Regions from separate parts of the Homo sapiens genome. Here region 2 is linked to region 1. A link is a loop called in an ENCODE intact Hi-C map of the cell type or tissue named here. Cell type or tissue: GM12878. All regions are shown on one strand. Links, peaks and the distances in the headings refer to the core of each region. The heading gives the core; the rest is flanking DNA.

Region 1 (16,277 bases), core at 5,786-8,285:
TGGAGAGAAACATGGTGTTTAGTACAAGTGAAGCATATAGGTAAGAGTGGAGGCTGTGCCAAGACAGGAGGCTGGAGAGTCAGTTGGGCCCAGATCTAGGAGGCCTTGTGAGCCAGGCAAAGGAGTTTGAACCTCATCCTTAGTCCAGAATGAAACTGCATAAGAGTTTTACGTAGGGAAAGGATTGATATATTTGCAAGATCCTTCTAAATGGGATATTGTCTTAGTCCAAGCTGCTACAACAGAATACCACAGACTGAGTGGCTTAAACAACATTTATTTCTCACCATTCTGGAGGCAAGGTAGTCTAAGATCAAGGCATCAGCAGATCTGTGTCTGGAGAAGGTCTGCTTCCTGGTTTGCAGTTGGCCATCTTCTCACTGTATCCTCCCGTGTTGGAAAGCAGAGAGGGAGAGAGAGAGAAAGAGCACACAAACAAGCTTTAGGGAGATACAGACATTCAGTACACAGCAGATGTGGAGACTGGATCTGGGCCTAGTGAGGCTGGAGGCAGGTAGGCGAGTTAGGCTAGAGACAAATGCAGAAATCCCAGCAAGAAATAATGGTGGAATGAGCTAGGAATAAAGAGAGGGCCAATCTTAGAGATTTAAGATTTAGGAAGTAGAATCAGGATGTGGTGATTGATTGGCATATGTGCAAGAAAGGAGGGAAGTGAGATGGAAAAGTCAAGGATGACATCCACATTGCTTGTGCACCAGGCGGGTGGGGACATCCCTCACTGGACTAGGAGACACTGGTGGTAGAATATCTGCTATTTGGTATGTGTGTCCTGCATGAACTTGTCTTGCAACTTCATCCAGGAACCCCTAAATTATGGCTGCCTTGCCTGGAGGAGCAGGAATGAATGAGATAAGCCTATCAACTTGAGGATTCTGTTTTCCAGACGCCTAGAGGTCCATGTGGTGGAGCATCAGGAAGGGAGGAAAGGTGCAGGTAGAGCAAAGGCATTTGCTGGGCCTCCTATTCTCTCAATCCAATCTCTCTGATTACTTAAGAACTGTTTGTCGAAGGCATACCATGTAAGGCCCTTAGTAGTTGCAGAGGGAGAAACTGATCTTAAAACAGTTTTGCTATCTAGAAGGAGATAAGAAAACCAACCACAGAAATAAATACAGGTGTGTTTATAACATGTTAACAGCCATAAAAGACATACTCTCAGAAAACTGAGGTCATAAATGACATTGCTGATTGGGAAAATCAGAGAGGAAGAGGTTTTCGAGTTGGCCTTAAAGGACAGGTGGAATTTCTACAGGCGGAAATGTGAGGTTGGGCGTCCAGTGGAGATATCCCTGAAGGAGGAAAAAGCATGAGATAAGATGGCAGCGTATTCAGGTAATCACCAGCTCGCTCTTTCTGCTTAGGGTATCTGCACAAAGTGAGATATTAAGCTGGGATCCACGGAGCTTTGAGGAGTTTCAGAATTCCCTGAAATATTGTGCAAAATTATATTTCTGTATGCATGTGCTTTTTTTGAAGACAGGGTCCATAGCTCTTCTGCAATTCTCAGAAGGGTGTAGGTACAAGAAAAGGTTAAAAACAGCAGTTGAAATTTCCGAATTAGAATTTACAGGTAGGCTGGGGCATCTGTGCATGTGTGTTCTAACAAGCTCGGGAAGTGACTCAGTGCACACCTCGGATCTCTAGACGGGCCCATGGAGGCCTTGAGATGCCAGCCTCGAGCGCTTCCCACCCATTTCCCACCCCTCGATTCTCCACCCCCATTTTACAAGGAGTCACCAGCATCCCCACAGTCTCCACTGCCCTGGAAGAAATATGGCGAGGCAAGGTCAGAGGAACAGGGGGGAAATCAGAATATCTTGCAAAGACTCTGGAGTCCCCTTCAGAGACAGGGTGGGTGGGAGCTGCTCTGCCCCGAGTCTAGCGACGGCCACACGGCCTGACAGGTCTCCCGCCCCGCCGCAAGCCCATGGTCAAATTCTGGGAATTTCCGAATCAGTTGGCAGGCCCGGCTGCTGCAGATTTTCCCGGACACGAGCGTGCAGCGCCCGACGCGGCCGCTGGGTGGCGCCGCGCGGGACGCCGAGCGTGGGAAGCGCGGGCGCGCGGGCAGGCTGAGCTCACACGCCCGGGAAGCGGCCGCCGCGGAGCCGGCGTCCGCAGCGGCTGCGCATCTCGGGCCTGCAGCGGGGCGCTTGGCGGGCGGGGGCCGGGGGAGAGCCTGTTTGCGCAGTACCCCCGGAGGGCGGAAGGCCGCCGAGGTAAGAGCCGGGACTCGGCCAGGTGGGAGTGGGCACCTTGGGCCGGGCCTGCAGGGCGGTCCCCGAGCGTCCCGGGGTAGGGTGGGCTCCCTGGGGACGATGCCCAGGGCCCCGGCCGCGCTCCGGTCGCGCCCCACCCCGGCTGCAGCGCGGCCTTGGGGCGCTGCTGGCCTCGCCGCGGGGGTGGGAGCGGTCGCGGCCTGGAGCAGCTCCGGGCGGGCCCCAGGCTCTGGGGCCAGGGCCAGCTGCGCGCAGGGGTGAGTGAGCAGCCCCCGGGCCCTCAAGTGAGCCCCTGTCCGCTCCCCACCTTGCATTTCTCCTCTCCGCAGTGGGCGTGGTGCCCCTTTGCTGCAGAGGGGGCGCCCAGAGTTGAGGAAGGCTGCGGGGGAGAACGCAGAGACAGGTGGTTGAGGGGGCGAGGGCTGGTGCGCCAAGGCTCGAGGTATTAATGCGTATTTCTTTTTCCCCCCTTCTTCAGGGGGCGCGGAGGTCCGTGTGGAGGAGGAGGCGGGAAGGCCAGAGGCATAGCTCAGGAGAGGGCAGGTGCTGCGGGAGATCACTTGGCTCTGTCTCTGTTCAGCTGCCCCCACCCCTGCCAAATTAATAAAGTGGGTGTGGTGATGACGGTGGAGGAGTTTGATTAAGACCTGGCCCAAACTGCCCAGAACTGCCCCAGGCCGGCCGCCTAGTCCCGCGTGTATATCCGGGAGCCGCAGACTCTGAGCATTCTGTAGAGGGAGGGGGAATATTACCCGAAGGAGCTACAGCCACTGAGGCAGCTCCAGAGATAGGGGCTGCGGAGCAATCTTCAGGCTCACAGCCCAAGTTCATAGATGGTGAATTGGCCAGGAATGGTGGGAGATGGGGGCTGTAGGGAAATAGGGTAATTTCCTTAGGACCCCTTCCTTCCAGCTTTGCAACCGTAGACCAAAATTTGGGATCTGGCATTTGTCAAATGTGCTTAATTTTTTTTTCTTTCCCTTTCGGTTTGTTTTGTTTTTTAGAGAAACAGCAAGTGACAGAGCAGAGGAACGGCTGGCCCAGCCAATCCTGGAGCTGCTGTTGCAGCACTTGTTCCCCAAACAAGTGCTCCTACATTCTGGTAGGAGGACAGAGAGGAGGGGGCTACTGGTCCACACCCCTCCCCTGCCGAGGACCCCATGGCTGCTCCCCTGCAGGAAAGGCAGCTAGGCTGCCTTAGGCCGGATGGGCAGAGGCTGCCATGGCCCAGGGTGGTGACGGTTTTGCGGCCCCTCCCTGCTGCCCAGAGTGGGAAGAAGAGCGCAGAGCCTGGCAAGTTTCTCTCTGTGTCCTCTGGGCTGGAAGGAGCAGGTATAGACAGGGCCGAGGCAGCCAGGGCCTGGTGCTGCTTTGGCATTGGTGGCAGGAGGGCTGAACCTCCAGCCCCTTGGGTTTGGTTCCACCCCTGGCCTGTCCCTGGCACTCGACAACTGCTCCTGTGTGCTTATTGGTGCCACCATGTTATATAACGCTTATATAATCTTCCAGGGCGAGCACTGTGTCTCCGCTCTCAGGTCACGCAGACACGGTGTCCGTGTGGGAGGCAGGATCTGTGGAAGCCTGTGGGTGAACCTACTCCCCCGATCCCCAACCTGGCTCCTTCTCCTGATCTCAGCCATAGGAGGGGGGCTGGGAGAGCCAGGTCCCTCTCCACACCAGCTGTGTGGGATGAGAACACGGTTGGCTGGGCAGTTTTCCTCACCTTCCTGCCCCACTAGTCCCACTTGCCCTGTCTGGTAGAGCAGAAGCCATCCTTGTGCTTTGATACCAGCTCTTTGTTTTGGGGGACCCCTGGCATGGCAGGTGGCATGGCGAGATGAACCCCAAAATGTTGCAGTGGAAGAACACATGGTACTTAGGGTTGGATAAAGAGAGGGAGAAATTAGCTCTGCCTTTGAGGAGCAAGGGTAACTAGAAGGATGGTGGTGGCATTATAAGAGATTTGGAGCAGGCCTGGGGCTAGGGGATGGTCAGGGAAGGGTGTACAGGGAAGTAGATCAGACAGCAAAGATAAACATGGTGTTCTTTTACTGTACTCTCCACTGGGCTGTCCCTGGTTACCGGGGCAACAGAAGCAGTGATGAAAATCATGCCTTTCGTTCAGTGGAAAAATTTGGCTCCTCCTCCCGGCTCTTCCTTCTCTAAATCGCCTGTGACCCATTGAGAGGGTTATGCTTCCAAGGATCAGAGAGAGACCCCAGCATGTTTTCATCATGCTCCCCTTTCCCCAGTCTTCTTTATCATCTCCCCTCTTCCTGCATCCCCTGTCTCCCCCCACAGCTCGGCAGTTGGCAGTTGCGTAGGAGTTGGAGTAGATGCAGGGGGAAGGGCATGGACGTCATCACAGGGCAGGGTGAGCAGAGCGTGGGCAGAGATGTGGATGCAGGAATGCCTGGCACATGAGGAGGGTCCAGCATTGATGAGCTAGATGGAGCCAAAAGCCTGTTTCTGGGCTGGTAGGAGCTGAGGTGGGCAGGGTGAGATGATGGTGGGCCTTCAGAGTTCAGCAGTCTGGGTTCGAGGGAGTAGGAACTAGGAAGGGCCTGAGGTTTCTTGTGCAGATATCTTGTGATGAAAACTACCAAACCGTATCCCTTTTTGAAGTTAAGATTTTTGTTTAAGTTTTTTCTTTCATCTTGTGATGAAAACCGTGATTCATTCATTCAGCATTTATTGTGTGCCCCCCATATTAGGTGAGGTTCTGGGAACTGGGAAGCCGAAGGTGAGTAGCACTGGACCTTGACCTTGAAGAGACTGTGGTGAATGAAAGGAGGATGAGTATATGGGGGAAGATCTGGCATTGTTGCAAGCCTGGAATCTGGGGTCCCCAGCAGGAGACTAGCAACATACCAGATCGGAGGTGATAGGTTAGGGTGGAGCCTGTGGAAATGAAGAAGAAGAGATAATTTGGAGTGCTACTCTGGCTTGAGGACAGGACGTGGGGAAGAGAAAGTGCTGAAATTTTGAACCTTAGTGATTTATAGAAATAGAAACATTAGAGTTCAAACTTGTTTTGGGGAGTCATGTTTGATTTTCTTTTAGACATGTTGCCTTCAAGATGATGGCAGGGTATCCAAATAAAAATGTTTATGGTCAGGCAAGTAAAATATGCAATGGAAGTCAGTTCTGGGAAAAGATTTGAAGGATATTGGATTATGAAGCTTGAAGGTGGGTAGAGGTAGATCCTAGGGCCTGGGGCATTACCTGGAATTGAGTGAGGCTGTATGCCTTGTACTGGTTTATTATCCCAGGGCTTGCCCAGACCCTGGACATTTCTGCTAACAAAAACCCACATCTTCTACCAAACCATATCCCTTTTTAAAGTTAGGATTTTTGTTTAAGTTTTCCTCTCCCTAGTAACTATGTCCAGGTATACCTGGAAAAACACACACACACACACACACACACACACACACACACACACACACACACGCATGCACTTATTTCCCCCAAGGTCTTGTGCCATTTGCTTATAGCTCGGGGACGTGCTGTAGAAATGTGCCACAAGTCTTTGGCCTCTTCTAGCAAGCTGTTTATCACCCTGGAGGAGTAAGAGCACTGGACAGAGTCAGGAGACTTTTGCTAGCTACGTGATCTTGGACACACCACTTCCTTTTCCAGGCCTAAGTGTCTAGTCTTAGGGATCTAGCTTCTTCCAGTTCTGAAGCCCTCTGATTTGATGTCTGGAAAGCTTTTTCCACCTTTGCCCAGGTTTCTGATGCAGACCAGGCTTTTTGAACAAGTAGCCTAGATTTCTTAGTACCTTGTGGGAGGGACTAGTAGGGATGGAGGCCTAGTCCCCAGAGTGGGTCCCTGTCTTCAGTGTGGATAGGAGCCCTCCGGGTGGATGGGAGCCTCTGTTCCTCTTTGGAGCATGGAAATACTGGAAGAGCAGGTTTTCCCAATGACCAGGGATTGCAAACTGTGGCCCGTGGGCCGGATTCCTGTTTTTGTAAATAAAGTTTCACTGGAACAGAGACACGCCCGTTGTTTGTGTATTGTCTGAGGCTGGTTTCATGCTACAAGGGCATAGTTGAGTAACTGCAAGGGAGCCTGTATGCCCCATAAGCCTAAAATATTTACTATCTTGCCCTTTAGGATAAAAGATAAAAACTTGTCAACCCCTGCTGTAGACTACCAGAAAAGTGCTTGGCCTTTTACTGAGGATGCTTATGATGGCTATTTCAGATTTCTAGGGTTCTTAAAGATTCTGCATTGGGCCTGTCTTTGTGATCCCATGAGAGGATGATCTGGTAGTTGAAATAGTAGATTATTAGAGTCAGCTCAAAAATAGTCACTCTGTATCTAGGAAAGCTCTTTCATTTTCAGCCTTTTCCCTGGAGCCTGGAGGCCTGAGTTCCTCAGCAGGACTGGGTTTGACAAGCTACTGTCCCTCTCATTCTGATTTCCCTGGGCAGTACAGAGGATATACTGGACTGACCCAAGTGTTGGGTCAAGGATATACTGGACTGACCCAAGCCCAGTGTTGAGTGAGGAGAAAGGAGGCTCATTGGTTCCGCCTGTCCTGTAGGATCTTTCCCCTGATATCTCTATTGTTTCTGATCTTACTGGCACCTTTAGTGCCAAGGTCCTGGAGATGCCGCCACAGAGAGAGCCTGCAACCCAGCCTGGCATGTCTGTCTGAACCTGGCACTCATCCACTCTGTCAGAATAAGGCCCTGGGCTTGGCGTTTGTGGGACATGTGTCTGTGTTGGCTTGGGACTGGAATCAGCATTCATTATTCCTGCAGCCAACCTTCATGGAGTCCTTCTGTGTCCTAGTTTCCACCTTTTTGACCTGGTCCTCAAGCCAGAGTCTTGCTGAAACTCCTAGCTAGGAACAGGGCTAAAGTTCTCGCTGCTGCAGAACAGCAGCAGCCCAGCAGTTGGGGCAGTTCTGCTCAGATAGGAAGTGAGACACGTTGGTAGCAGGAGGAAACCACTTGCTGGAAGTAGCAGGGGGAACGGAGGTGACTGAGGTTGATTCTCGTTACACTTGATAGGGAGGAGGCCAGCAGCAGGAGGAGGGAGCAGACAATCCATAATAGCAAAGAAGACAGAAGTCGAGCACACCTAGAGCTGCTTTTAGCTGGTAATGGTAACTCTGGCTCTAGGAGCATTCCTTCATACCTCCCCGACACAGTTTCCCCAGAGGCTGTTATAAAGAAAACATTCTCTCTTAAATATCTTTTCATTTGTAGGGTTTAGGGTGACCCCATACTATATGGTCTTAAACTTATGTTGAGACAACTGCACTGACTTGGATAAATAAATATCATTTATCAGATATTTATTAAAGATCTATTATATGGCAGGCGCTGTGTGAAGTTCTCAGGATACAGAGGTAAATAAAAGATTCACAGTTTGATCTGGAAGGTTTATGGGCAGCTGAACCAATTTTAATTCCATCTGCACTGGATCACATGCTTCAAGAGAGCATGTCTGTATCTGTCTTGTCCTTTGCTGTCACCCCAGTGCTGAGTGGAGAGCTTGGCACACAATAGGCCTCAGATATTTATTGGCTGACCCATCCTTGTTTGATCTGTCCTGGAAATGTGCAGGAGGAATCTGAGTGGGTAAGTGGAGGAAGAGAGGTGCTTAACGCAGCAAGTGTGACAAATTTGGGGGAAGATGGACATACTTGGATGTATGACGATGAGTGCCTTTAAGTGACTGCCTTTAAGGAAAAGAGAAGGGTTAAAGCTGTATGGGCATGACAGAATCCATTGGCATTAGGGCCATGAGAAGGAAGGAATATAACCTGGCTACAAAGGTGGGTTAGAGGTAGTCAGGATCATTGGGTATAGCAGAGGGCCACCAGAATTGTGAAGAACTAACCAGCGGCAGAGAAGGGAAGAGTGGAAGGAGAGTAGGAGCCATTGTGAGAGGAAACATGGAGACCTCTTCAGGCCTAGGATGAAAGCAGAAATGACACAAGTGAGTCTCAGATGAACATGATGGCAGGGATAAAGAAAAGATGGGACTCTCAGCTCTGTTCTGCTGGTCTCCTCAGAAACCACTGTGTCCATGTATGACTAAAAATGCCTCTCAGTTATTTTCCAACAGTGCGGCAAATGCGAGGAAATTAACTATGGTTTGACATTATGGTTAGTCTTTTTTTTTTTTTTCAAATTTGTCAATGGAAATTTTCACAGGTACACAAAGATAGAGTTAGCGTAATACACCTCAATGTTCCCATCCCCCAGTTTTTCGACTTGTAATCAACACATGGCTTTTCTCATTTCTTTTATACCTTCACCCACCTTTTTCTTACTCCCTTCTTGGATTATTTTACAGCAAGACCTAGATCCTGTATTATTTTATCTATAAATACTTTTTAATATATCTCTAAATGATAATACCTTTTAAAAACTTAACCCTAGTGGTATTATTACACCTTGAAAAAGCACAGTCATCCCTAAATATCTCCTGTCATCCAAATATCCAAATGGTGTTTAACTTTCCTTCGATGTCTCAATTTCTTTCTTTCTTTCTTTTTTTTTTTTTTTTTTGAAAACAGCCAGTTGGTTTGAGTCAGGCTCCAAACAAGATCCTCATGTTTCATTTAGTTGATGACAAATCTTCAAGGCTCTGTTAATAAAGATTATGGTCATTCTTAAAAGAATTTATGTTTTGCAATTCTACCTTTTAGATTTACTTAGCTACCCACGATTCTTCCCAGTCAGCTGCCATCAACAGCTTCCTGAGTTTTGTTAGATGATTTTTATGATTTTGAGCATTTTTTCATGATCCCTCTTGCCTTTATGGTTTAATGTAGCTAGTCATTTTTCCCTTCCTTCAGTAGATGTTTCTTGGGAGCCTGCTCTGTTTCAGGAGCTGTACTGGACACTGGGCCTACACCTGTGAAAAGGACAGACAGGGCCCAACTCCTGGAGCTTACAGTTTGACCACAGGAGAGCTGCTGCTTGGCAGTTTTCCCCGTGCGTTCACCCCAGCTGAGCAGTGTGACCACAACCGTCACTTCTGTGCAGGCAGACCTGCCACGTTTTTATAGCTTGGTGTTCATGCTCTCATGCTGTCATTTTATGTGGTTGACAAAGGTGCGCCTAGAATGTTCAAGAAGCCAGGCATGGCTTCTGTGGCAGGCCTGTGTCTCATAGCCACACGACCCGGCATTCTAACTGTGGTGCTGCTTGGGCCTTGTGTGTATCCATGTAACACTTTTGGGCTTGAGTGTGGATAGCTCTGAAAGTTAAAATGGAGAGCTTCCTGAATTGGTGGATTGTGGAGAGGCTAAATGAACACGTTTAAAGAGGGGGGCTCTGAATTGTTACAGGGCTTGGCAAAAGCCAAGTGTTGCTAATATGTTTGAGCAAATTGGATGTTTCTGTGGCTTTGTGGACTTCAGGTTGGTTTGGGGCTTTTGCCTGTTCCAGTTAGGCTACCTGCCAGCCTTTCAGATGACAGGCCCACTTTCTTGATTTGCTGTTCGTTGTGTATTGGTTAGCCAGTCTGCCTCAGTAGCTAAATATGATGATACAATTCAGGCCTGTCTTGCTGATAAAACTTTTAACTGATTTACATTTCTTTATGTAAGTAAATAATCAGACTCTGACTCCTGTGATGCTCTGATTTTGAGAATGGTCCATGATTCTTCTTATATTTTTGCATTTTCAGTTCAAATGCAACTGTATTGTAGTTACTGGATTATAGTGTCTGAGCCTTTAAAAAAATCTTAGTTAATAAAAGTATATTTTCAGATATAAAACCTAGTATCCTTATGATACATATCTCCTTGTCACTGAAGGCATGTTCAGCCTCTGATGATATGTTTTGTTTTCTTTCAGTTAAGTGGTCTTTAATCGTTTTGATTGTGTGCCCATATCAGTTAAAACTTTTGAGCAATTCCCCTTGTTTGTGTGTGTATTTATAATTTATAAAAAGTAGTGCTGTGCTAAAATACATTATAGTATTATAAAACACAAAACAAAAGACTTCAAATGGCTAGGATATATTGTATTCCCTACCTTCTTCCTAAATGAACTCTTCATGGTTCTGTCCGAGGGCAGCCTTCTACTTTGCCCTAAATTTCAGTTACTCTCACATATTCGACATTGCCCCAGCCTGTCCCCTCCTCCTTGCATCACCACTTTTTCCCCCTGCTCGATCGTTTCCAAAGGCTTTCTCATCTTCAAAAAGTCTTCTTTGGTCACCTCTCCCAGCTACTGCCCCATCATCTGTCCCTCCATATTTTCAGTCCTTGCTGTGTTCACATCCTCTCTTGACTCACACCACTCTGATGAAAGTGCTCCTGGCAAGGTCCATGGTAACTCCCATGATCCTGACTCTAGTGGTCACTTCTTCATCTTCCTCACAGGAGCTCTTCAGTTTGGCACCGCTGATCATACCCTTTTCCTTGACGCTGTTTCTTCACTTGGCTTCCAGGGTGTGTATTTCTGGCTTTCCATCTGCCTAATTGGCCATTCCTTCTCGGCTTCTCATCTCCCTGACCTCTAAACATTAAAGGCCCTGGGCACCTCCTCTCTATCTTCTCTCATTCTGTCTGTGATCCTCTCCTGTTGTATGGCTTTTAATACCATCTATATGAGTGATCTCCAGAGTTTGCTTCAGTGTAATCCTGGGAGATCAATAAGATTGACCATGAGCTGATCATTGTTGAAGCTGGGTGATGGGTACCTGGGGGTTTATTATACGGTTCTCTCTCATTTTACTTATGTTAGAAATTGTCTTTCTTTTTTTTTTTTTTTTTTTTTTTTTGAGGAGTCTCGTTCTGTCGCCCAGGCTGGAGTGCGGTGGCACAATCTTGGTTCACTGCAGGCTCCGCCTCCCGGGTTCACGCCATTCTCCTGCCTCAGCCTCCCGAGTAGCTGGGACTACAGGTGCCTGCCACCACGCCCAGCTAATTTTTTTGTATTTTTAATAGAGACGGAGTTTCACCGTGTTAGCCAGGATGGTCTCGATCTCCTGACCTCGTGATCCACCCACCTTGGCCTCCCAGAGTGCTGGGATTACAGGCGTGAGCCACCGCGCCCAGCCCAGAAATTTTCTATAATGGAAAGTTAAAAAGTCTATATGCTGTTGACCCTTAATCATTTGTCTGCAGCCCAAACTCTCTTCTGAACTGTAGACCTGTGTCTCCATCTGCCTGTTTAGTATTTCAGCTTTGATATTAACAGATATTTCACTAAACGTGTCCAAAATGGAACTCCTGGTTTCCCTCCCCAATATGTTCTTCCTGCAGTCTCCCCATCCCATTTATGGGAATGCTGTTCTTCCAGTTGCTTATCGAAAACACCTCTGGTCATGCTTGATTTCCCTCTTTCTCATCTGTCCTTCATCCAGTTCATCAGTAAGTCTTGTTGACTCTACCTGTAAAATATATCCAAAATTTCATCTATCAGAACTACTTCCGCTGCCACCACCTTGGTCCAAGCCACCATCCTCTCTCATCTGCTTCTTTATTGCCCCTTAGAGGCTGTAGTCCTCCCCGCAGCGAAAACAATCCGTGAAATGTTAAGTCACATCATGCTCTGCTGTGCCCAAACCCTGCAGTGGCTTTTCTTCTCTCTCAGTAAAAGCAATCACCCTTACTGTGGTCCATAAGACCTCATAGCTTATCTCATCACTGCCCAATAGAAATATAATGTAAGCTACACATGAGGGTCACGTAGGTAATTTAAAAGTTTTTGATAAAGGAAAAATGAATGGAAAATGAACCACTCGAAGTTAATTTTGATAATGTATTTTATTTAGCCCAGTATGTTAACAGTATTTTCACTTCTGAGATATGTTACGTTGCTTTTGTTTTGTTTGTTTGTTGTACTAAGTAATAGTCAAAGCACATCTCCATGTGAACTAGTTGCATTTCATGTACTCCATAGCCTTACATGGCTAGTGGCTGCCATCTTGCACAATACAGGTCCATACGACCTTACCCGGCTTTATTACGTTACTTCTGTATCTATCTCCTGTTACTGTTTTCAACTTGCACTTCGCTCCAGCATCACTGGCCTCCTGCTGTTATTTAGGTATACTAGGCATTTCCTGTTTTAGGGCCTTTGTACCTCCAGTTCCCTCTGTTTGGAATGCTTTTCCCCAGATAGCCCTGTGGTTAAATCTCTTACTTCCTTTGGGTCTGTGCTCAGATGTTACTTTCTCAGAGGGTCCCCCAAGCCCCCAGCATTCTCTAGCCTTCCTTGCATCCCTTTCATGTAGTGTTTTTTTCACCAGTTGGCATACTATTTATTTATATTAGTATATTTTCTCTCTCTCCCCACTGGAATATGTGCTCCATGAGAGAAGGGATTTTTGTGAGTTTTGTCCCCTGCTATATCTCAGAGCATGGAATAGTGCCTGACATGTGTATATAAGAGATGGATATTTGTTGAAGAATTAAGTGAAATTATCTATTAAGAATGATTCTTTTTCACTAAGAACATTGCAATTGAGCATAATTTATTATTTCAGAATAGCTTGGTGTCATTTGCAGCTAGAAGTTCTGTTTTGAGTCAGGATATTTCAAAAGAGACCTCACAATGATATGCAGATGCCCATGGCAGAAATTCATCCTGGATTATACTTACGAAATCTTGATAACTTGTTTTTTAGTCACATCCACTGTTTTCTGCAAAGGTTTTTGTTGAAATCCAGCTAATATATTTCAGTCAGTCTTGATATCAATCAGTTGTTCTTACAAACTCATTGCAAAATTTAATACTTTTATATGTTGAATTTAATAAATGGGTTCAAGACCCCTGAAATACTTCATTTTGGGAGATTTTAAAACAAGTTTTGATGTTCTGTTTTGAGTGTGTGCAGATAAGGAGATTTTAGAGATGACATCCTTACATTGAAATTGGCAACATTATCACATAATGGTAGAAATGATTTCCAAGTGCCTGTTTTAAAAGAACAATGGCTTTCTTACCCATTAAAAAAAATTCTACTTTCACCATAAAGATACAGAGTATTTATTTGTTTGTTTAAAAATACCCATTAAGTAGCATTCTACTTACTGGCACTCATTACAGAAGAGGTCAGCACATTTTAGAACTCTTGTTTTCTGGTTTAAAAAAAGTATAATTCCTCTTTTTTTTTTTTTTTTTTTGAGACAGAGTTTTACTCTGTTGCACAGGCTAGAGTGCAGTGGCACAATCATAGCTCACTGCAGCCTCCAACTCCTGGGCTCAAGCAATCCTCAGCCACCCTGGTAGTGAGAACTACAAATGTGCTCCATGATGCCCGGCTGATTTTTAAATTTTTGTGGAGACGGGGGTCTTGCTGTGTTTCTCAGGCTGGTCTTGAACTCCTGGTCTCAAGAGATCCTTCTGTTTTGGGCCTCCCAAAGCACTGGGACTACAGGTGTGAGTCACCGTACCTGGCCTGATTCTTCTCTAAGCTGAGCAACTCTTAGATATTTTTACCACGAGATAATTAGTGACAATGTGGTCAGATGACGTTCGGGTCTCACCGTCTTATTACAAAGGACTGTTGTTTATTGTATTGAAGATGGTGTCTCTAACTTTGCTTCACTGGGCAGATGTAAACTGTACTAAATCAACAGGCAACTGGGGGTGTCACTGTCTACCCTTCTGCATCTGGATCTCCTACTCAGACACAAGGATTCCTCTGGTACCTTAAATACAGCAACCACCCAACACACAAATTGAAGGAGTGTGTCAGTGTCAATTCCCGTATTAAATAATAGTAAAATTTAATTTTTTGTATTTTGGTAAAGTATAAACATTGTAATATTTTCTTCTTCATCCTAGTGGATCTGCTTATACATGCCACATTAGAGATGATTGCTCTGATTGTTTCTTCTATAGTAACCTTGCTTCCCTAACAACCTTTGATTGACATAAAGGTTGAGTCTTGTCTTTTCTGTTGTTTATAGTACCTGACAGTGCTGTGTTTCACTAATATTTGTTGACTGAATAGTGCTGAGGAGTGTCCTGTTCTCTGACCTCAGTACCATAAGGTCATATTTCTTGGACAACAAAGTCCAGTAGCAGATTTCTTTGGTGGCTGCTAGAGCCATTTCATTAACAGTATTGAAAGCTTTTGTGATATTAGAGAAACAGCTCTGTGGTCCTGTTACTGTTGGCTGTGCATCCTTCTGCATCTGACAGGTAGAAAGGGATGGTGGCAGCTCTAGTCACTGCCATGTTGTGATTTAGGAAGTAGATGGTTGTGTTCAGATGCTCTGGAAATGAGCTGGCAGAGATTGCTAGAAGAGATGGCTGTGGTATCTAGAGCAGCCAGCTCTCTTCTTCATGAGAGGGGTATATGTCTTTGATGCATTGTTTGATGTCTTCCATCAGTTTACATGCTGAAAGTATTGGTGCAGATATCTGAGATGTATGCTTCTCCTCCACCTGGATAGTCCAGGAGGTAGGTCAGCCAGACACATCTACTTGGGCGTTGTTTTTCTAACTTCCCTGACTGCATGCACAATTTGAAAGATCAGCAGCTGGAATGAGAACTGCAGGCTGTGGCTGAGGAACAGAGGCCCCATGCTCTCTTTGCTGCAACAGAGACATCTCCCAAGGTCCCCTGGACCCTGTGTTGCTGAGTCAGGCTTGCCCTGGTATGCTAGTCTTGCTGCTTGGACCACTGGTGAGCCCATCAGCATTCATGGATTGATGTGCATTTACTTAGGATGGCCTCTGTGAAAGATTCTGTGTCTGTTTCTCTTTTTGGATGGAGTGGGGTGGGGATGGAGAAGGAATAAGTGAGGTAGACAGATACCTTCACCTAAAATAGTGTGTAAATGTGACACAAATGAAGTGTAAGAAACTGTTGTATTAGCCTTAAATGGGGTTGGGAGCTGGAGGATGTCTCTGGAAACACAAGGAAGATCTCATCCATCTTGTTTATGGCTGTATCCTCAGAGCCTAGCATGATGCTTGGCCCCATCAAGTGCTCAGTAAATAGGTGTTTGTTAATAAGTAAGTGTTCAAGGATGAGAGGACTTCACCTGAAAGTTCATGCCAGACCACCACAAAACTGAAGGAGGAAATGGCTTGTTGGCAGAAGGAGGTTGGGATGTTCAGAGAGAGTGTAAGTGGCAGAGGAAGGGCTGTGTATTGGAGAGGTAGAGGCAGTCTTGGGAGGCCCTCGATTAACTTTCTAAGAATTTGGTTTTGGTGGCTCTTAACTTATTTTCCTGCCAGTTCATATTAGAAGTTGCATGGAAGCTATAGTCTCTCCAGGAGAAAAAAATAATAAAAGCCCCAATTTGGCATACACCGTCAGAGGATTCACAGATCCCAAGTTATAAAAACCTGTTATAGGGGCCAGGTGCGGCGGCTCACACCTGTAATCCCAGCACTTTGGGAGGCCAAAATGGGTGGATCACCTGAGGTCAGGAGTTCAAGACCAGCCTGGCCAACATGGTGAAACTCTGTCTCTACTAAAAATACAAAATTAGCTGGATGCGGTGGCGTGTGCCTGTAATCCCAGCTACTCGGGAGGCTGAGGCAGGAGAATTGCTTAAACCCAGGAGGCGGAGGTTGCAGTGAGCGGAGATTGCACCATTGCACTCTAGCCTGGGCAAAAAAGAGCGAAACTACATCTCAAAAACAAAACAACAACAACAACAACAACAAAAACAAAAAAAATCCTGCTATAGGCTGGTGAGCCGTCAAATGCTCACTGCGCTCTTATGGTGGTGATAAGATGCTTTTTCTCCTGGAGTCTTTGGGACTTGCCCAAATGCACTGAGTGGACATTCTGGGTTTGGAGGGCGCTGATAAGCAGCAAGCATGACAGTGGTTCCGAGGAGCTTGGGAAAGCAGTGGGGAATGGGAGTCTGCACACTGACACAAATGGAGAGATCCAGCGTTTGCTCCACTTAGCAGGGGACAAAAATACCTGTTCTATTACTTGGAAAAAATAAAAAAAAAATAACCTTTACAACTTACTGATTCAAAATATTGAATGCTTATGCTAAGTTTTTTTCTGTAACATGATTTCCAACTTAGATACCCACCCAGGCCATAATGATGGATTCAGAGAGGCAGCATGTTACAT
Region 2 (16,277 bases), core at 6,634-9,133, 110 kb after region 1:
ATGTGTGCCTAATAGCTTTCTCTTGCCTTACTGTACTGGGTGGGATCTCCAATATAATGCTGAATGGAGTGGTAAGAGTGGACATCCTCACTGTTTTCCTTCCAGAATTAGGTCTTTATTAATTAGACAGAAATGTAAGTAAGGTTTTTTTAACCACTAAGTACAATGTTACTTTTTACCACTAAGTATAATTTTTTTGAACCATGAAGTGTAATGTTAGCTGTGAGATTTTTGTAGATGTCTGTTATCAGGGTAAGATAGATAGTACCCTTCTGTTCCTAGTTTGCTGAGAAGTTTTATCATGAAAAAATAAGATGATGAATTCTGTCAAACATTTTCTTTGTTTTTTGCATCTAATAAGATAACCACATGATTTTTTTTCTCCTTAATAGTCTACTGATGTGGCAAATTACACTGATTAATTTTTGCATTTGAACTAATCTTGCATTCATAGGGTAAATCCTACTTGGTCATGATTTACTTTTCTTTTTATGTATCACAGGATTTGGTTTGCTAATATTTTGTTGAAGATTTTTGGTCCTGTGTTCATCAAGGATATTATTTGTAATTTTCTTATAATGTTTTTGTTTTCTGGTTTTCGTATAAGGACAATGCTATCATCATAAAATGGGATGAGAAGTGTTCCCTCCTCTTGCACTTTCTTGAAACGCTTGTGTAGAATTGCTGTGATTTATTCCTTAGATGGTTGGTAGAACTCCCCAGTGAAGCCATCTGGACCTTCAGTAGGTTATTAACTACAAATTTTATTTCTTTGGTAGATATAGGAGTATTCAGGTTATCCATATCTTCAAGTGAGTTTTGACATTTTGTATCTTTCAAGGAATCTGTCCATTTCAGTTGTCAAATTTGTAGGCATAAAGTTGTTTATAATATTCCCTTGTCATCCTTTAAATGTCTGTAGGATATTTAGTGATATTCTCTTTTTCATTCTTTTGTTTGTCTGTTGAATAATTTTGTAAAGTAATCAAGTAAAGTTTACATCACTGATATTAAAGAATGACCATATGCACAAAAGAATATAAAGCTTTTTGGCTAAGGGATGGGGGGAAGTCAGAAAAAGGATGAGAAACACATACGGGGTGGACGTGAGGAAGGAAAGTGAAAGGTGTAGGCACCCCCACCTCACTTCCTGAGGCAGGGCCGTCAAGGACTCTCAAGATCGAGCGGCCATTAATTACATGGATTCAGATTTCTTTCATTCTAGACTTAAATTTAACCTTAGGTTTTGGCTCCAGCACCAATTTAACAGAGCAACGTAGGCATTTCCAATCCAGCAGCACACGCTGTTTCCAAGCGCATGTGACTGGCGCACCGCAGCTCCGTGCACACCCCAGGAGCTCAGTCCGTGCCCAGAGCAGGTGCCTGTGCTGTGGAACCTGACAGGAAGCCTCCCAGAACACCGCCTATCACAAGGCGCCACCTGAGGGGATCTGAGGTCTCTAAAGATCAACTGGTGCCTGTGATTTCCAAAGATTTAACCTTAGCCTTCAATGACATTTACATATAAATTGTCAAATAAAACCCTCCATAATTTACACTTAAGTCTAGGAAGACATGGCACAAATGTTCCAATGACAAAAAAAAAAAAAAAAAGTGTAGCAGCTGTGTGTGTTTTCCCCACTTTGACCAAGCTCTCACTGTAACACAGGGCATAAATGAGAAGGGTTGCACACAAATTTAAAGTATACAAAAAAAAAAAACCAAAAAATCATACGTTAACGCTGTTGACTTGTTAACAATGCAAGGAAACTCACTGGAAAATAAAATCCCTTATTTGAACCTTAAAAGAATGAAATGTACCAACTAAACTGTGTAGGCTCTAATGTAGCAGCACAGAATGTTTCCAGAAAAAAAATACATTGAAAAAAAATAAAAAATATTCAGAGATAAAACTAAAAAGATTAAAATATATATATCTTAAGAAAACTTATTGCTCAAAACATATGAAACTTAATTCTAAGAAATTCACCTACCTAAATTTAAACAAGATTGCTGCAGTTGCAGCTCGCCGTCTCCGAGAGACACGAAAAGTGATGAGGGGCGCAGGGCTGTGGGGATGTCAAGACTGGCCCAAGGTCAAAAAGCCCTTGAGGAGAGCCCTAGCTCCCACTGAGACCAGCCTCTGGCCTGCCCTCTGCAGACGGGAAGGAAGGGGATGGGTCTGGGGCTGCAGACCCTGCTGGAATTAGCAGAGGAGCCAGCAAGGCTGGGGGGCTATAGGCTGGCCAGTCTCCCTTAGCTGGATCCCGTACTCCACGCCTGGCCAGCACTCCGGGACGCCTGGCTCAGGTCTCCATCAGGATCTCCACTACGTGTTCCTACTTGCCCAGGTCAGAATGCAATTGCAGCTGGAGGTGGGAGGCCGGACGGCAGCAGGCCCAAGCCTCTGAATGCTTTGCAGGGCCACCTCCCATCGTGTGGGTCAGCACCGTGTGTCCAGGTCATCATAGGAACTGACCACATCTGAGGCCAGTTCTTCCATGCAAACTGGGGTTTTTGGTCTTCAGTATTTCAAATATCTCATCTAGCTACTTCTGAACGCCTCCTCTATTTTCCCCAGGGCTGTCCGTCTCCCAGATGCTGCTCTTCAGGGCTCCTGGCGCCAGTGCTGAGGTGACAGAGCAAAGGTCTGAAAACTGGCCCCTTCACGCAGCAGTGTCCAAAGCGGGGGGCATGGCACACCCCCTCTGGCTTCCACATGGCGGGCACAGGCCACAGGCACAGGATCTCTGCAGAAACCAGGCAGTGGAACAACGCCAACCCCACACTCTCGGGTGCCTGTGTGTGCCACGTCTCATCCTGGGCCATCTCCTCTTGGATCTGCCAGGCGTGTTGGCGATGAGGACCCTGCGGCAGTGGTTGGGCTCCACCAGCAAGTGGTAAAGCTGGAACTTCTAAAAGGACAAGTCCGGGAGTGACTGCCCCTGCCGGCTGCAGGAGGGCAGGGTCTTCAAGCTGGCTGGGGTGCCGCGCCTGGCCACCACTTCTTTCATTCTCAGTATTGGTTAATTTGCGTCTTTTTTTGTCAGTCTGGCTACAGGTTTACACACTTTATTGATCTCCAAGTAGCAACTGTTGGTTTCACTGATTTCCTCTATTTTTTTTTCTTTTCTCAATTTCATTGATTTTGGCTCTATTTTTATCATTTCCTTACATCTGCTAGTTTGGGATTTAACTTGCTCTTTTTTAGTTTCTTAAGGTGGAAAATTAGATCATTGATTTGAGACTTTTCTTTTTTTCTAACACAAGTATATTATGCTATACATTCCCCTGTAAGCAATGCTTTAGCTGCATCCTACATATTTGGATATTTTGAGATGTTGTGTTTTTATTCAATTCAAAACACTTTCTAATCTCCCTGCTGACTACTTCTTTTATGCATGGGTTATTTAGAAGTGTCCTGTACACTTTCCAATTCTTTGGGGATTGGCTTTGTTATTGATTTCTGCTTTCATTCTATTGTGATAATGCATGTTGAATGATTTCAATTTTCTGAAGTTTGTTAAAAGTTGTCTTATTGTCTAGAATATGGTCTACTTTGGAGAATGTTTCATGTGTACTTGGGGAGTATATACTTTTAAATCACTGTTATTCAGTGATTTCTTTCTTTAAATGGGCAAGTCCCCTACATGGTCTTCATACTTTTGGTCACTCCAGAGTGCCTTAAACATTTGGTCTTTAAAAAAAAAATTTTTTTTATCCAGAGTTTATCATTTTTATTTGTGAGACGATTAGTCTGTCACAGTTTACCACTACCATAGCCAGAACTCTTAGATTTCTTGTAATACAAGATGAAACTTTCTTTAAGCCAGTGTGTATTTTTTTTTTTTGGTTCTTTCAAACAAAAACTTCTAACTCATGCAGGTACACAGTAGTTCACACTGTATAAAATGAAATGCCAAGAACATGTAGGGGTGAGAAATAGGGAACTCTAGCTAGAACTATTTTTTGACTTGAATTGACCTGAATTAAAATAAATTAGAAACCAATTATACAGGAGGAGGAAGCACATACACCTGCTTTGTTTATCTGTAGATGAAACTATTTACAAAATGTTTCCATAGTATTTACAAATGAAGAAGGAAATAAATTGAAACACTACCTTTACACTCTGGAGCAGCACGACTCCACACTGAATTGTCACCACAATAAATCGTGCTCTCTCCAATAAGTGAAAATGGATCTGGTCCAGGTGCAGGATCACAACTATAAGTTACTGCATCAAGATACTCAAATACTTCTACTTCACTAAAGGTGTGTTTTCCATTTTTTATTTTTGGAGGTGGTGTACACAAAACCTCTTAAAAATGAAGAAAAAGAGGAAAGGAAATGTAAAAGATTAAGACAGCATTAGTAAAATTTCTGTGTCTTCAATAAATTTGTCAATATAGGGTTTCTACAAGCTGTTTGTGAATTCAATATGGATTTAAAAGAAGGTTTCTATGAGCAAATATATCATCCCAAATTCAAACCATTAATGTAGTAACTAACTTTCAGAACAAATCTCATTTTCTTAAAGTGTAAATACCTATTGATATGGTTTGGATCTGTGTCCCCACCAAATCGCATGTCAAATTGTAGTCCACAATGTTGGAGGTGGGGCCTGGTGGGAGGGGTCTGAATCATGGGGGTGGATTTCTCATGAATGGTTTAGCACCGTCCCCTTGGTGCTGTTCTCGTGATACTGAGTGCTTGGGAGATCTGGTTATTTAAAAGTGCGCAACACCTCCCGTCCTCCCCACCTTGCTCCTCCTGCTCCTGCCATGTGAGACACCTTGCTCTCCTTCTGTCTTTCCCAATGGTTGTTAAGTTTCCCGAGGCCTACCCAAACCCCCAGCAGATGCCAGCACCATGCTTCCTGTACAGCTTGTAGAAACATGAGCCAATTAAACTTCTTTTCTTTATAAATTACCCAGTCTCAGGTATTTCTTTAGAGCAATACGAAAACGGCCTAATACGCCTGTATTTATTTGGAAGGCCATGCTAAGTTCTGTTCTAGTCATCACAAGAAATGCTGACAATTAATGAGAAAATATGCTTAACTCGGTGCTAGTTAAGAAATCCTTTGCAATTTATAAATATATCCATTTTCTAAATTGGTGATTCACAATACCACCAAAATATTATTGTCTTTTTTCACTCTGATCCTAATAAGAATATAGTGATATTTTTCCAAAGGCTACATATTGTGTGATAACACAACAGGCCAAATACAATCTTGCTTTAAGCCAGATGTTGAAGAGATATGCAAAAAATGTGAACAATGCCACTATTCTCACTAATTTTATTTTGATTTGGAAAATTATTATTTTTCATAAAAATTATGTTACATATGTTAATTTGTATTGCATTTATTCTTACAAATTAATCAGGCCAGGTGGGGTGGCTCACATTTGTAATCCCAGCACTTTGGGAGGCCCACGGGGGCAGACTGCTTGAGCATGGGATTTCAAGACCAGCCTGGGCATCATGGCAAAACCCCGTCTCTTCAAAAATTACAAAAAGCCAGGCATAGTGGCACATGCCTGAAGCCCCAGCTACTGGAGAGGCTGAGGCTGCAATGAGCTGAGATTGTGCCACTGCACCCCAGCCTGGGAAATAGCCTGAGACCGTGTCTTAGGAAAAACAAACAAAACCAAAAAGAATCAATAATTATTTAAAAACCTCTCCGTTTGAATTCCAATATGATAAATACCAATAGATATAACCCACATAAAAGAAACCTCTTTGGGATCTTTGTTAATCTTAAAGTGTAAAGGGTGTAAAGGAGGCAAAAATCTTTGAGGACTACTGGTCTAAATTTAAAAAAAAAGAATTTACTTACTTTCACATATTGGGGGCTTACCGCTCCAAATTGCTACTGATCCTTTAAGTTCACAATATAGAATTTCTTCACCAATTAAGTAATAACTAAATGAGAAAAGAAAGGGTTACTGTTTTGTATAGCAATTAATAAGACACACATAATAATGAAGGAATTTTTTATATGGTTTCTTTTCTACACTACAGTAGTTTGAGGGGGTGGTTTCTTAAACAACATACTATATAACGAAAGTGCTAAATAAATCTGCAATTTAATCAAATAGAGTTTCCCCATTTGAATATATATTGGCCAAGAGCAAAGATGTCTAAATAAATCTGCTGTGCCTTTCCACCCAGCCTCTTTGCTGCCTCCTGCAATCACATTACACATTCATTTCTGTGCCTTTTCTCACACCACTTTGCACAGTAAGGACAAGGACTGTGTAGAGAGAACAGGCCCTAGAGCTGGAATGGATAGATTCAAGTCCCTGCTTCTCAACTTATCTAGTTTCTTGAGCTTGGGTAAGTCACTTAAAGTTCCTTCACTCAGCTTCCTAATTGATTAAAAGGGGATAACAGTACATGGGGTTGTTTAGGGGATTAGATAAGTTAGCATTTGGCACATAGATAGTGCTACATGAGTTTTAGCTTCTATTAATATTATTTAGAACAGAGTGTATTTCTAGGAATAGCTCACTGAGTATAAGAATACTTTCATTAAGTATACCCCTATACTCAATGAAATCTTCCCTGATTTAAATTCACAGGAATCTCTCCTCCTTCTGGACTCTTAGAGTAATTATCATGAATAATTCTACTTATTTGGTATTTCTCATTTAGTATTTTGCTTTTATTGCTCTCAGTATATATTATTTCTCAATAAGGTTAGAACTTCTTTTAGGAAGGTCACTGTCTTAAAGTTTTGGTATCCCTCGGTGTGCCTAGCAAGCAGTATGTGTCAACTGAATATTCCAATATTTCTACTTGACCAAATTTTAAAAACTGTCAGTTGCCTTACATAGTCACAGCTGATTTTTCCTCCAAGACTCACTTACTTTTTCTATATTATGGTGTGTTACTGCTATTGTTTGAATCTGGTTTGTCTCTACCAAAACTCATATTGAAATTTAATTGCCAGTGTAACAGCATTGAGAGGTGGTGGGGCCTTTAAGAAATGACTAGGTCATTAAGAGGTATAATGCCTTTCTAGAGGGTCTTCATTAATTCTTCAGGGAATGAGTTCTCATTCTTGTAGGCTTGGATTCATTACCATAAGAGCACGTTGTTATAAAGCGAGAACCCCCTCCCTTGTGCTTTGTCTTTTTTGCACATGCTAAATTTCCCTTTCACTTTCCAGCATGTTATGATGCAGCACAAAAGCCCTTGCCAGACACTACTGCCATCCCCTTGAACTCTCCAGCCTCCAGAAATATGAGCCAAATACATTTCTTTTCTTTATAAATGCCTAGCCTCAAGTATTCTGTTATAGCAGAATACTTACATTTACTCTATAAATGCACATTTATCTTAAATGTCTAGTATCTCCAATATATACAACTTCAAAACCCTACAGAACAAAGGCTATTACCGAGGGCTCAGTACCTGCTCTTGAGATGCTTCACACTGTAGCAGTCTCAAAAATAAGGTTTTTCAACTGAGAGATTTTGATCAACATGATGGTAAAGGCTAACCGCGTCAGTTTTGGTCTGATAACACTTTACAGAGTCATCTGGATACAAGTGTATCTTTAGTTGGCAATTCTATTTCTCATTTTTGTGAGCCCTACTTCAACTCTAAGAGTTGGCAGATTTAAATAGGGGACACTCAGTTGTGAAGGACAAATTCTCATGATTACTACATTCTTAATGCTTACAACAGACTTATTGTCAGAAACAGCAAGTAGTTTTGCTTTCCTTAAATATCAATTACTTTCTATTTACTATATATCTTGCCTATCTCCATAAAACATCCAAGAGTTGTTTGGCTAGAAGTATAACTTGTCACATAGAAAGCAAAATTAAGTTTACAGGAATGCTTAAGAAGAGAAGCAAAACAAAAATAAAATTACTAACACTTCCCTTATTTCCTCTAAGGAGCAACTTACCCCTCATTACAAATAAAGTGCATCTGATAACCAAACTCGTAAGTCCCATTTGCAGGGACTGCTTGGCCATTTAAAGGATCCCGTATATATGGACATGTTTCTCCTGAAAGAAAATAATTTTGATAGTTTTCAATCCAGTTATAAAACAGATCTGAATCAAAATCAAAATTCTGCAGTGCTCTTTTGAATGGGTGGGAATATAATTTTCATTATTTACTTATTATAAGGGCAAACTTAAGATTCATATTCACCCAGGCAATCTATTGCCAGGAAAATGATTTCTTGGAGATTTTGATTTCTCAAAGCTTGCAAAAATGCATTGTTATCTTGAACCTCATTTTACAAGAAGAAAATCATCATCACCGTAGTGGAATATGTACCCCAAAATGTATGCAAATCTCTAGAGCAAGCAGAAAAAAAAAAGAGGTTTGTTTACTTACTATAACAGGCGTCATCTGAGACAGGTAGCCATGTATGATTCCGATCACAAATAGTATGGGTGGCAAGAGGAGGTATATAGAAGTATCCTTTTTTACACTTATAATCTACTCGTTCACCAATCTCATAGTAGGGTTTTGGTTTACCAATGAGCTCCATAGCTTCAAATGTTGGTGGCTCCTCACAGGCATCTAGGGATAAGAGAATAGGAACATGAAGATGAAGTACTGATATCACTTTCATCAGCCATGGACTGTGGTCTGGCAGCAGGTAGTACAGAAAAAACAGAAAGGCCCTTGGCAAGATTTTAAATGACTGTTCCATGCTTTTACCTGAGTGCTCATAGCAGTGGAGGAAATGGGACTTGCATGTTTTAAGTAACATCCTATTAGCTTTTGGTTTGTTTGGGAATAAACATTCGACAATAAACTGAAGAGACAGCATTAATGTCTTTGATCTTAAAATATATATGGATGCATCTTTCCCCACATTTTTCTAAATTCATTTCAAAAGTAACTTCTCCTCTAAGAAGTCTTCTACAGTATAGAGTACTCTGCTCAGATTGTTCTTCCATAGTTTAAAACACTAACTTATAACAGCTTGTCACTTCAGGGTGTCTTCTCTTAAAAGGCAAGTTCCTGGGGGTCAAGAACCATGTTCTTCTTTTTCTACTATACTCACCTTGTGGGTGCACAAGAAATGCTGACACTGACAAACTCTATCTGCAAATAAGTATTCAAGAAATTGTCTGCTACCGTGCCTGGGAAAATCAAAACAACCCTAGTTTGGATTCATGTTGTGCTAAGTCAAACAAAAGGCTCAAGTTGCCCTAAAAGGACAGGTAATAACGTGAAAGTCTGAATTTATGATGGTGAGTGTTTACTCCTGATGAGTCTGTTGCTTTTCAGAATTACTCACCCTGTGATTTAATCCTCTTCCTTCTTTCTTGCCTCCTTTGCCCTACTCTGCCACACTGAATAGCTTGGCAGTCCAGTAGTGTCACATCTTGGTGCCTTTGCTCACCTTGCTTCCTCTGCTCTGAATACCCTTCCTCCCTGGCTGGTAGCTACAACTCCTGCTCAACTCATCTTCCTTAATCCACCCATCATCTCCTCCAGGAAGCATTTTCTGCCTCCCCCTGGGAAGCAGTGATCAGTCACCTTCCCCTGGACTCTCCCCTGCATGGATCTCTCAGGTAACTATCACATGCTTTTGTGTTTAATAGTTAACAAGGCCAACTCCATTCATCCATGTGGCCACAACACCCAGCACAATATGTCACTCAGAGTAGCTATTCAAAAAAAATTTGGTATTCAAAATCCACTGCTGTCAAACACAAAACAATGTGAAGAATATATTGTAATCAATTTCATATTGAAAATAATCATTCTACAGCACAATGGAGAAAGAAGATTAGGCCATTTCTTGTGCTGCCTATCTCCCAGTCTTCTGGTATCCTGGCAGGTGACCAGATATGGACTGCTCTCTTTGCATTGTAGTATGCCCAGTAAGGAAACTGAGACGCTACTGTGTAAGTGCTTACTGATCTTGGCTTCTTTCACTGGAAATAAGGAAAACACCTAAAATAGGCAGAAGAGACCACGCACAACAGGAGATTGCGGGTTTTGTCCAAAAAAGCAGCTCCTCTTCTGGAGGAATGAGACTGGCCTGAAATTTGATACATGTTTCCTTCAACTATCTGGAACCATTTGGCAACTACCTTTGAGAGGGCAGGTCTCCCATGCACAGCACTGTCTGCTTACGAAACCTTCTCCTTGTGAGAGTGAGTTGCTCCAAAAATTGAATGTTTATTTTAATTCACGTATTCTCTCTGCCTAGCATCGTGACTTCTCATTTTTACTTTCTCTAGGTTTCATACCTGTCTTGATTTACCCTTATGAACCTCAAACTTAACCTTGCTTTTCCTTCTCTTCATTCTTAGTTTTGTTATTTTCCATGTTGCACCCTATTCATTTCATAATTCTATGTTCCTCTATTTCAAATCGCTTTCATTATCTTCTTCAGCTTCCTATTTTGTTTCTTTTTTTGTTTGTTTGTGTGTGTATGTGTGTGTGTTTTGTTTTGTTTTGAGACAGGGTCTCTTGCTCTGTTATCCAAGCTGGAGTATGATCAGGGCTCACTGCAGCCTTGACCATGAGGGGCTCCAGTGATCCTCCCCCTTCAGTCTCCCAAGTAGCTAGGACCACAGGCATGCAACATCACACCTGGCTAATTTTTTTTTTTTTTTTTTACATGTTTTGTATAGGTGAGGTCTGCTTATGCTGTCCAGGCTGAACTTCTAGCACTAAGCCTATTCTAAACATTAATCTTAAAAGAAAAAAAAAAAAGTCCTTTTGTTTTCTTCTTATCACCACTACTCCCTACTCCCATTACCCTCCTTCAAAATGAACGTTTTAATGATCAGTGAGATGCAAGACTGAAGTACTGGAAGCCCTGCAGAGTCAACAAATAGGGGAGACAGATCCTTTCTGGCTCTCAGCTGCCACTGCCCTAGCTTTTTAGGTACCGCAGAAAGACCATCCTGAGCATAGCTCTTTAAAGAACCTTCCTCTTGGAGGCAGGAGGAACTTTTTCCTAGGCTCTAAGCCCCAGCCAAATAGTATATTTAATTTTCTGGTATTTAACAGATACAGAGGTAAACAAATCGGGCTTTTGGAACCACAAGTGCGACAAGACAGACAGGATCCCTGCATTCTGACAGGGTGAGACAAAGAACAGAAAAGGTCATTTTAAAAGGGTGATTACAAGTGAAGAGGGACTTGAACTGGGTTGTATGTGTTCAACCTGAGATGGGGGGGTCGCGAGGTGGGGTGATCAGAGAAGGTCTCTGAGGGTGTAACATTCCAGCTGAGTTTGCAGAAGAGCGAGACTGTTTCTGCAGCAGGTCAGGAGGAGAATGTTCCTGGGCTGAGGGAACAGCAAGCACAGATGCCCCAAAGTCTGTTTGATGAGCAGAGAAGCCTTCCCTCTCTCCAATCATTTGTTAAATGCTGTCAGATTTATATCTGAAAATTATACTGCTTGCCTCCAGAGCACTTCCCTTGGTTCATAATTTATTTGTCACTATTATGTTTTGGATTTTAATGTCTGCCAATCCCAATACATTTTAGCAAATAATTTATTGGTTATCTACTGTGTTCCCGGCACTGAGCACTTATCATTGAGCAAAACAAAGTCCCTGCTTATCTTCCTGCATGAATGTGTGTGTAAACAAATAGTGAAAAAAGGATCAAGAAAATAGGAATGGTTTGTTATTGCCTACCAGTGTAATAGCACCAGACATACAAGACCCATATTCGTTGAATGAATGCTCCTAAGGAAAAAAATGCAACGTAGAAACTATACATGTTATTGGATCCTAAATATAATTTGGACATAGATACACATGACGCGCACATGAAGGCAGAAACAAATATGCCAAAATATTAAAAATAGCTGTCTTTTGATTCTGTTCGTATCGCACAATAAGCATGTATTTCTTAGCGGGTTTTTTTTTTGTTTGTTTGTTTTGTTTTGACAGGGTCTCACTCTGTCATCTAGGCTGGAGTGCAGTGGCATGATCACAGCTCACTGCAGCCTTCACCTCCTGGGCTCAAGTGAATCTCCTACCTCGGCCCCCAGAGTAGCTGGGACCACGGGCATAAACCACCATGCCCAGCTAATTTTTGTATTTTTTTGTAGAGACAAGGTTTTGCCATGTTGCCCAGGTTGATCTTGAACTCCTGGGCACAGGCAATCACCCCGCCTGGGCCTCCCAAAGCGCTGGGATCACAGGCGTGAGCCACTGCGCCTGGCCTAGCATGCATTTTTAAAAGTATTGATTCCATTCAATGAAATACAAAATAAATTTAGTGGGATAGGCCTTAAGCTTTAGCTTATGAGCTGCAGGGGAAAACAAGATTAACATTATCTGCCTTCCTTTGTTAGGATACTAATTTCTCACTAGGTTTGGCTACCATTGTTTTTTAGGTTGTTTCACATCTCTCAAATATGACTCAAAGTAATGAAAAGAAGGAAAACAATGTCAAAAAGCCATTAGGCAATGGAATCAGATACTATCTATATTGGTTGGGAACAGGAAGAAGACTCGATGGCCCACCCACCCCCCAAAAAAGCAGCCATTTACAAACTAATAGGAGCTCAGGTAACACGGAGACTGTTCACAGAAGGCACAAAAAGCATGGCGCGCCCTTACCACCTCTCTAACCCCAGGCACCGAGAGCCTGCTCTCACTCAACATGCCCTCCCTAGCCCCAGAGTCCGCGCTCACTCCATTCAAAGCAAACAGTTGAGCTGTCTTGCCCACAGTGAACTCTGCACACAGGCCACTTACGCACAGCACGCTCCCAGCAACACCTGGCCAGGCCCCTGCTCGCCCAGCCCAGCACATGGGGCACAGCAGACGCACTGCAACCCTTACCGCGGGTACTGTCCAAGCCCTAATGAACACCCCACTCACCAAGGCACCAAGGGAACACAGGGCAAACTCTCACCACGGACACAGCACGGGCCCTAGCAACACTCCCACGCACCTGTGCACTCCAGAACAAGCCCTCACCTAGGGCGCCCAGTCCGCGCTCCCCTGGCCGACTGGCTCAATCCCGAAAACACGATTCACGCTTTTTTTAGGGACGCAGCCAGATCCTGCGTAAATGCTGGCCGCGCACACGACGCCACCAAACAAGCTTCACCTCGGGCTCTGCGTGGTCCCCGCATTCCCCGCCACATACCCCCGGGATCTGAGCACTGCACCCCTCAGAGAACCCTGTCCCCAAACAGGCACGGCCTGCTGTGAGCCCCGCCCCGCGACTCTTGCCCGACTGAGGAGAGCTCTAGTCTCGCCGCGGACGCGCGAACCCGCCCCGGGGTCCTACCGGAGAAGGAGTACAGCAGCAACACCATGGCCGCCAGAAGCAACCCAGGAAAGCGCCAGGAAGGAAAGGGACACTCGCGGCGGCCGGGAGGCTCCATGCGCGGCGCGGAAGACGCTGTTATTTCTCCGGAGGAAAGCAGAGAAACCGAGAGCCAGCCGAGCAGGGAAGTCCCTTCTGGGTCCAGATATGGGACGCAACAATCCCCAACTCACAAAGCATCCAGTGCTGCAGGACAGGTGGGCGTGGCCCGAGCCGCGCCCGGGGCGGAAGTGCGTCGAGTCACCAGGGCGGCTGGGGCCAATCGGCGGGCCGCGGGGCGGAGCCTCGGCGTTCATGGGCAGCCCTTGGCCTTCGAGAGGTCAGGGGGAGGCCCTGGCGGAACCTAACAGAACAGGTTCCCCGAGGCCGCCTTTTTTCTTGCTAAGCCCTTGGCCTACCATCCCGGAAGCCTGAGGCGTCCTGCGGGAAAGGACTGGCTCGCCGTCATATTTGTGACCCAGGCAGGGTGGAGAGAAAACTAAGCTGCTTTGGTAATAGTTTCCGGGAATTCGGGAGTCAAGAATAAAGCACTTCGACCTAAAAATAGAGATCCAGAGTCTAGACAGGGGGTCACCGTGGGCTAGCACCCCTCAGGGTTAGTTTTATCCTGGGGCACTGCAGGCTGTCAGGACTGCCTGGGCCCTTACTTGGTATTTGGCATTAGTCAGGCATTATTGGGAACAATATTTGAGTTTTTCTTGCTTGAATGCCTGCTACTGGATCGTCTCGGGGCCGTCTTGTTTTCACAATCTCAAAGGTTTGGCTTCTGCACTCCCAGCCCCTAAGGTAATTTGCCCTTTGCTCCCCTCCCTGGAGGGGACCCTTCCGAATCTAATTTATTAAGCAACACCAGGCAATTAGAATATTGAGACTCTATGGGGCCCTTGCCCTTGAGCAACTAAATTTTTTATTGAAGACGAAATATACATGCATGAACAATGTAAGGACAAGGGTGTCCTAAGTGCCAAATTCCTGGAAGCAATAAATGCAGAAGGATTCGGATGGGTAGAAATTGTTAGGTGAAGAGTGGATAAGGGGGAGAACTTTTCTGGTGAAACAATCTGAGGAACAATACTGGAAAATTAAGAATGAGCAGGATTGATTTGTAGGATTGTGAGTAAACCGGAATGACCGGTAAAAGGAAAAGGACATGACTGACATTAAAAGAGCAAACAAAGAGTTGACATTTCTTCCCCTCAGATTGGCAAAGAATTAAAACGTCAGCCAATGTGAGTGAACGTGTTGCAGGGGGACCAGCACTCTGTAACATAACTTTTCAGTATGTTAAAAGTCTTAAAGTGGACATGACTTGTGTTAGGCTCTCAGTTCCCAGAGAAATCATCAGAGCTGTGATCAAAGCTCTGATGTGATCAAAACTCTGATGTGATTAATTTTTGAAAAAATGTAAACCCTAAGTGTCTAGCAAAAGTAATAAAGAATTTCTGGCAGTTACCTTTGTGTGATGGAATTCTATGCAGCAAATATTGCAAAAGAATACCAAATATGAGAAACTATGATATCATTGTAAGTGGAAAAAGCAGAGTCCAAACTGGCATGTGCCTTTTGGCAGTCCTTTTATTAAAACAAAAGTACCATATTGATATGTATAAAAAGAAACTAGGAATACAGCAAAATTAACAATGGTTGATAAGATTACAGATATTTCACTTTCCTTATGCTTTTCAGTTTTCTATGTTGACCTTATGTTACATTTAGAATAAAGTAAAGAAAATGTATTTAAAAAATCAAACCTATATATCAAGGGCTGTTTTGTTCATAGAATTATGGGAGCAGAACTTGTATTACACAGGGTTAACCTATGAGAGGACGGTGAGGAACTGGATGCTCAGTGTATAAACCTAAAATGGGTCTTATAGAATTATAGAGTTTAAGTGTATTTAACACAGTTTTATAACCGAGATGTACTGAACAATTTCTGGGTTCACCAAACCATGGAATTTCCTCTTCCTGTCCGACCAACAAAAATTTTTAAATTCTTGGCAGAGATTATAAGACATTAAGTGTGGAGGTGGTATATCAGATAAACATCTTAGTATCTTGGATTATAAAATTCAACACTCCATGACAGCAATTAAAGCGGGTATAATTAAAGAGATGGTAAATAGGAAACTCAATGCGGGAAAATTATTATTTCTGTTAATATATGGTGTCAAAGAGTGATATAACAGATATGTTCTGTGGCTCAAAGCCAGCCTTCATTTGTGAAAGTGGATAGTCTATTTACTGTTCTCAGCAACAATAAATATTAAAAATTCTCCATCCATTTTCAGGCTTGGAAGAAAAATGTCTTTTTTTCTCATGAGAAATTTTATTATAAACTATAGAAGAAAAAATAGTGCTAATGTTTGATTGCCTAGTTTCGGGTGTCAAATTAGATTCAAAGATTGGTATTTTGTTGAAATTTTCTTTCAATCAGTAAAATTTCTATCCCTGAGTTAAGCCATTCTTAACATACTCGAAGACTTTCACATTAAATATTTAAAACTTATTTTTATTTGATTCAACTGAGGCTTTATTTGAATGGCTGAGCCTTGTTCTCTACTTTTTGGATAAGTTTCGTGAGTCAGGGATAGCATTTTCTCATATCTACAGTGCCAAAATCTATAGTAGGTGTACAATGAATAACTGGTAAATATTGGATGAAATAAATGGTTCTTGTGGTCAAGTGCATTTAACATGTCTCTGCCAGTTCTCCCCCAGCATGAATTTACCAAATGCCCACAAAGTTCTGAGAGATTTTGATTTAAATAATTTTAACCCTAGGAAACAAATCAAGATTGGTCTGTAAAAGGGATGAGCTACAACTGTCTGCACAGCAAACTTTCCTAAATCAGGTGTTGCAAGCTTACTTGTGAAGTGGAGCTGTGGTCTATCCCTTAGCCTTGAGATCATTTTAGTGACTGAGTTCAAAGGGAGGGTGTCGACAGTGAACTTCCTGAGGCCTTAACAGGGGTAGA

What was found. Peaks named below come from ENCODE experiments on the same cell type or tissue, not always from the same donor. Only the 100,000 strongest peaks of a DNase experiment are listed, where the experiment ranks them.
Region 2: it touches region 1 in a loop (3-fold over the local background); 12 of 110 quality-filtered maps call a loop at or near these places.

Annotation. Positions count from the first base shown.
Region 1 is chr1:207,854,991-207,871,267 of GRCh38, reverse strand. No RefSeq gene overlaps it. Among named protein-coding and RNA genes, the nearest start is that of MIR29B2CHG, 40 kb to the right of the region's middle. RefSeq lists a silencer at 2,057-2,446 and enhancers at 2,717-2,896, 2,977-3,026. In GM12878, for the core only: a CTCF peak has its summit at 7,140; a DNase peak (open chromatin) is centred at 7,197; H3K4me3 peaks cover 903 bases; H3K27ac peaks cover 618 bases.
Region 2 is chr1:207,749,293-207,765,569 of GRCh38, reverse strand. It overlaps CD46 (CD46 molecule), which reads right to left and starts at 13,516. Exons shown (of 13, transcript NM_172351.3): 1 at 13,261-13,516; 2 at 8,368-8,556; 3 at 7,928-8,030; 4 at 5,846-5,931; 5 at 4,124-4,321. The coding sequence starts at 13,357. It also overlaps the pseudogene CDCA4P4. RefSeq lists enhancers at 1,762-2,560, 2,561-3,361, 13,256-13,465 and silencers at 12,629-12,986, 13,566-13,675. In GM12878, for the core only: no CTCF peak of the experiment used is centred there; no DNase peak of the experiment used is centred there; H3K4me3 peaks cover 189 bases.